2 separate regions of the Homo sapiens genome follow, and region 2 is linked to region 1. The links are chromatin loops, found by intact Hi-C in ENCODE. Cell type or tissue: ovary. All regions are shown on one strand. Links, peaks and the distances in the headings refer to the core of each region. The heading gives the core; the rest is flanking DNA. Region 1 overlaps LOC105372842 (proline-rich protein 36-like). Region 2 has its middle 9.9 kb from the start of COL6A2-DT.

The links. Hi-C counts contacts between places; a loop is a spot of excess contacts. Peaks named below come from ENCODE experiments on the same cell type or tissue, not always from the same donor. Only the 100,000 strongest peaks of a DNase experiment are listed, where the experiment ranks them.
Region 2: it touches region 1 in a loop (6-fold over the local background); 11 of 110 quality-filtered maps call a loop at or near these places.

The regions. Positions count from the first base shown.
Region 1 is chr21:46,037,572-46,040,479 of GRCh38, forward strand. LOC105372842 (proline-rich protein 36-like) reads left to right here. Exons shown (of 3, transcript XR_001755088.2): 2 at 45-327; 3 at 862-1,962. Among named protein-coding and RNA genes, the nearest start is that of COL6A1, 57 kb to the left of the region's middle. RefSeq lists an enhancer at 1,314-1,956. In ovary, for the core only: no CTCF peak of the experiment used is centred there; a DNase peak (open chromatin) is centred at 1,570; H3K27ac peaks cover 2,500 bases.
Region 2 is chr21:46,086,259-46,089,166 of GRCh38, forward strand. No RefSeq gene overlaps it. Among named protein-coding and RNA genes, the nearest start is that of COL6A2-DT, 9.9 kb to the right of the region's middle. In ovary, for the core only: no CTCF peak of the experiment used is centred there; no DNase peak of the experiment used is centred there.

The DNA of each region.
Region 1 (2,908 bases), core at 162-2,661:
TGAATGCTTCCTAACGATTTACCCAGTTCCTTTTCTCCACTCAGGAGGCGTTTGCTGAGAGGCACAGGCTGAGCCCCCGTGCTGATGCCACGACCGAGGGAACGGGTCTCCCTGTCGGCGTGAACTGACCCGGCCAGGCGTCCACTGCCACTCGGACTGTCTCCCAGGCACGTGGCGCCCACACGGGCAGAACACGCCCTCCACACACGCGGCTTCGGGCAGAACACGAGGCGCCCTCCACACACGCGGCTTCGGGGCTTGTCATGAAAAAAGCTGAATGCTGGGGGTGCAGCTTTCACCAACAGAATCCCGTTTGGAAGGGACGCGGTGAGACATGATCCACCCTAAGTTGTGATCCTGGGTGAGCCGCCGTCCACACCCTGCTGAGGGTCCCTTCACCCACTTTATTCTCCAGAAAACCCTGCCCATCAGGGCTGAGTCCCACGCCTTCCCTCTCCGTCCAGGCCTGGCTTTGACCTCTGGGGTCGTGTGGGGCACAGGGGACACCCTATCCAGGCAGAGGCCCTACGGCTATCTGGAGGAAGTGGTGGGAGCTGGGCTTCTGCCTGGAGGATGCACCCAGAGGGGTCACAGTCCACACAGAGACACACGGGTGCCTTCCAGATGGCTGAGCCAGTCCAGCCCAGAAGGGCCTGGGGGTTGGGGGCTGCACCTGGCCTGTCCCCACCAGCAGGGCTCAGGGCTTCCCAAGGTGTGTGGGGGACGGGGCAGCACCTCTCAACCAGGTCACCTGAAACCCGAACTGAAAGGCATCCTAAGTTAAGACATTAACTCCCATTGTCAAGGTGCCATCGTCAATTCTGTCTCCAAATCCTTCTTTGTTATTTCATGTATTCACAGAGTGACGCTCCGTGTTTCGTTCAGCCTGCAGGCCTGCAGAAGCTGCATCTCGGGATGGCCAAGAGCCCGGCCAGGCCCCACGGCTGCACCCAGGACGGGATTCATGCCCCATGCCTGGCTTCTCACGACCACAGAGTGCCTTTCCCGGGACTGGATGGAGGCAGAGTGAGAGAAGAGCCTGGAGCAAGTGTTTTGGACCACAGTGATCAAACACGGAGCCCGTGGGAGGACGTGGGAGGACGTGCGGGGCTTTGCCGGGCGAGCCCGATGCTGCTCACGGCACCTGGAGTGTTCGGGCCGCTATTTGGGCGGTGTTCTGAGCAGCCGTCAGACCTTGAGTTTTGCTGTCAAAAGCTCTTCTCTCCTGCCCCGAAATATACCCAGTCCATGCCCCAAGAGGAAAGGCCTTTGTGCCAGGTGGGCACCCGGCTGCCTCTTGGCAAAGACTTGTTGGAAAAATGAGTGAGTGACGAGGCTGCTGGTCAGCGTGTGGCCTGTGGCGTCACTGGGGCCTCTGGCGGCTGCTGGAACCAGAAGAGGAGCCTGCGCTGCAACCCAGGCCGCACCACATCAGGGTCTCACTGGGAGCCGGAGAGCTTGTTCCCAGGCAACCCTGAAACAGAGAAGTGTCCTTGGAGGCTTCACCCACGCAGACCCACGGCTTCCTGGTAGAAGCCGTCTGCACCCCCGCACTGACCTGGCTCTGTGAGGAGAGCGGGGAGGGGCTCCAGGGAAACATCCTGGCGTTGGCGTAGCCAGCCTGTGAGTCACGGGGAAGCCGGCTGCCCGGATGCCCCCCAAGGACCCGGTGAGTCCACACACAGTACAGCAGGGCCTGGGCCCGCACCACCGCCTTTTCCTGCAGGCCCCTCATGTCCACTGACTGCACCTCCAGGGACTCTGCCCGGCAACCCAGGCGCCCCCGACACACCCCACCACACAGCTCCTTCTGCCTCACCCACACCCCGCCAGACCCTGAGCGCTCACGAAGTCTCCTTGTCAAGAACTTTGAGAGCCAGTTGCTAAACACAGATGTTATTTATTTATTTGAGACAGAGTCTTGCTCTGTCACCCAGGCTGGAGTGCAGTGGCACGATCTCAGCTCACTGCAGCCTTGGCCTCCCGGGTTCCAGCGATTCTCCTGCCTCAGCCTCCTGGGTAGCTGGGATTGCAGGTGGCCACCACGCCCAGCTAGTTTTTGTATTTTTAGTAGAGACGGGGTTTCGCCAAGTTGGCCAGGCTGGTCTCAAACTCCTGACCTCAGGTGATCTGTCAGCCTCAGCCTCCCAAAGTGCTGGGATTACAGGCGTGAGCCACCGCACCCGGGCTACAGATGTTATTTTTAAAATTACATAAACTTACAATTAAATACATTAAGTTAAATACCATGGTCACAAAGGTGCCTTCTGCCTCTGCATCTGCGCGGTGGAAACACCACTGCAGCGTTCAGGAGCTTCCTGAGGTGGTGTGTTCCCAGCTGGAATCAGCACTCGCGACGAATCCCAGGTGCTCTTCCTCAGGGCCAGTGGGTAAACAGTTACCAGCATGGTAGGCCTCACCACACCCCACCGCTGCCACCCGCGAGCCAGCCACGTCCCGCCCTCCACCCTCCCTCCAGCCCTTCCCAGGACCCTCTGCGTGTCCCTGGTCCTCGCGGCCTGCATCTGAGCGAGGCCCCCTCCATCCTCCCTCCAGCCTCTCCCAGGACCCTCTGCATGTCCCTGGTCCCCGTGGCCTGCATCTGAGCGAGTCTCCCGGGGGCTGCACAGCTGTCCCTGGGCCTTCAGCTTCTGACCGTCTCTTTGCTGCAGCTGGAGCCCTTTCTTGGGCACCTGCGCACACTCAGGGCTTCCACCCCAGATCTGGCGTCCCCCAGAGCAGCTCTGTCTTTGAAATCTTCTCCTTGGGGTGTCCTCTGTGAACACCCTCACTTCACCTCTGGCACCAGGGCCGCTGAGTGACCAACCTCTCCTCCTGGGGGTTCAGCTCCCTCTGGTTTCAGTCCCTCCCCACCCAGCGGGGACACGGCCACTCACTTCCAGGTGGG
Region 2 (2,908 bases), core at 297-2,796, 49 kb after region 1:
TCTAAATTAACTCAAAAATATTCCTATAGTTATTAAGAAAATTGTGTGAGAGGTCTTCACTGGAGAATTATATCAAACATTTAAGAAAGAAGTAACACCAATTCTGAATAAACTCTTTCAGAATATAGAAGGGAAGGTAACATTTCAAAATTTATTTGATGAGACCAAAATCATCCTGATACCCAAACCAGAAAAGAAAAACACAGACCAACATCTCAAATGAACATAAACACAAAATTCCTTAACAAAGCATTAGCAAATTGAACCTGCCAATTTATATAAAGGATACTATACCATAGCTAACTGTGCTTATGCAATTTTGGCTTAAGATTTTTTAAATCAAACAATATAATTTACTATAATAGCAGAATAGAGGTGATGAACAATTTGATCACCTCAATAAATGCAGAAAGTATATTTGACAAAATGCAATGCCTGTTTGTGAAAGTACTCTAAGAAAACTAGAAATTGAAGTTAACTTTCTCTAAAATAAAAACTAAAAAAAAAAGAAGTTAACTTTCTCAACATAATAAAGAGCATCATCACCAACAACCACCAAAGCTACCCTATAGTTAATACCATATTTCTGTGAAAGACAGTGGACTTTCTCTCTAAATTCAGGACTATGTTAAGGACATCCATTCTCACCACTGCTATTTGACATTGTACTGGAGGTTTAACTAGCGGATAAAGGCAAGAAAAAGAAATAAAGGTATACATATTGGAAAGAAGAGGTGTATTGGTCTGTTCTCATGCTGCTGTAGAGAACTGCCCAAGACTGGGTAACTTATAAAGGAAAGAGGCTTAATTGACTCATAGTTTAACATGGCTGGGGAGGCCTCAGGAAACTTACAATCATGGCAGAAAGGGAAGCCAACATGTCCTTCTTCACATGGTGGCAGGGAGAGAGAAGTGCAGAGTGAAAGGGGGAAAAGCCCCTTATAAAACCATCATATCTTGTGAGAACTCACCCACTATCATGAGAACAGCATGGGGGCACCACCCCCATGATCTAATCACCCCCCCACAAGATCCCTCCCCCAACATGTGGGGATTACAATTCGGATTACAATTCAAGACTAAATTTGGGTGGGGACACAGAGCCAGACTACATCATGAGGTAATATTGTCTGTATTCACAGAGGATATTATTTTGTGCTTAGAAAATTCTACAGAATTTATTTAAAAAGCTGCAAGAACCGATAAGTGAATTTGACAAGGCACAGGATCAATGAACAAAAATTAATTATAAGGCCAGGACTTCTGGAATGGTGGAGTGAGAACCTCCATAAATCCAGTTTTCCTTAAAAGCAAAGAAATTACTAGAAAAAGTATCAAAATATTCTTTTTCAGAGCTCTACAGATTAACCAAAGTATTGCAACAACCTGAAAAGCATTTATTCCAGAAAAAAATACTGTACCTTGGTAAGAATTAACTACTGACACATAGCCTATCATAAATGAACCTCAAAAACATTATGCTAAATGAAAGAAGCCAGACACAAGAGACCACATAATGTATGATTCCATATGATTCCATTTACATGAAACATCCAGAAAAGGCAAATCTATAGAGAGAAAGCAGATTAGTGGTTTCCTGGGGTGGAGGGTATGAAAGGGTATTAACGATAAATGAGCATAAGAAGTCTTATTGGGGTGATGAAAACTTTCTAAAGCTGATTTATGATTATGATTATACCATTTGGTAAATTTGCCAAAAATTATTGAATTGCATACTCATACTTGAATAGGGTGAATTTTATGTTATGTAAAATATACCTGAATAAACCTATTTTGGAAAGAAAAACAAACTAAGCATACTCTTTGCCAGTTTCTCAGTGCTAGGGAGAAAACACCTAGAATTTAGGGCCCTCGAAGGAACAGAACCCTCAGCAAATACCTTAGACTCTCAGCTGGTCCCTTGGAAAGTTAGGCTCTAGGATTAGGGGAAAACTGGTGATATATCAGTATTCACAAAGACATAAACTTAGATTTGAACTACATCCAACTGTGATTGGAAAAAGGTGACCTGTCCCTACACCAACTGTCCACCAAAATAACACTAAATCCTATAAAAAGTAAGATAACATTAAACAGAGCTTCTACAATATTTCATACACAATGTCCAGCACTTAATCAAAAATAACCCAGCAAGAAAAGAGACAGGACCGTATGCCTGTATGGGGGAAAAAACAAACAAGAGAAACAGATCCATGGGTGGCCTTGATTTGGGAGTTATCAGACATGAACTTTAAAATAAGTATGATTCATGAGACATTAGAAGATGAGATAGTTGCGTTAAAAAAAGTAATTGACACTGAAGATAAAACAGAAATTCTAAAAGTAAAAAATGCAATAATTAATGTTAAAAGCTCAATGGATAGGATTAATAGCAGATTAGACATAACAGAAAAGAGAATAAGTTAATTTGAAAATAGGTCAAAAGGAAATGGGCAGACTGAAGGACAAAGACAGATAATATAGAAAAGCATATAAGAGATGCATGGAAGATGATGAAAGGCTCTAACCTGTGAAATTTAAGGCCCAGGAGGAAAATAAAGACAGAAAGGGGCAGAGGCAATATCTGAAGAGATCATAACCAAGAACTTTTCTAAAACTGATAAAAAATATCTTACCACAGATTCAAAAAAGAAAATCTACACATAAAGGACATCGTTCCTAGGTACATCATAAAACTGCTGTAAACCAAAGACGATAAGAAAACCTTGAAAGAATCCAGAGGAAAAAAGCACATTTTATTTAAAGAAACAACAGAAAGATAGATTTTTTTCCACAAATCTGAAAGCCAGAAGATAATGGAATGTCATCTTCAGAGTATCAAAAGAAAATAACTGCTAAGTTGGAATTCTTACCTAGGGAAATATCTTTCAAAACTGAAGGTTAAATA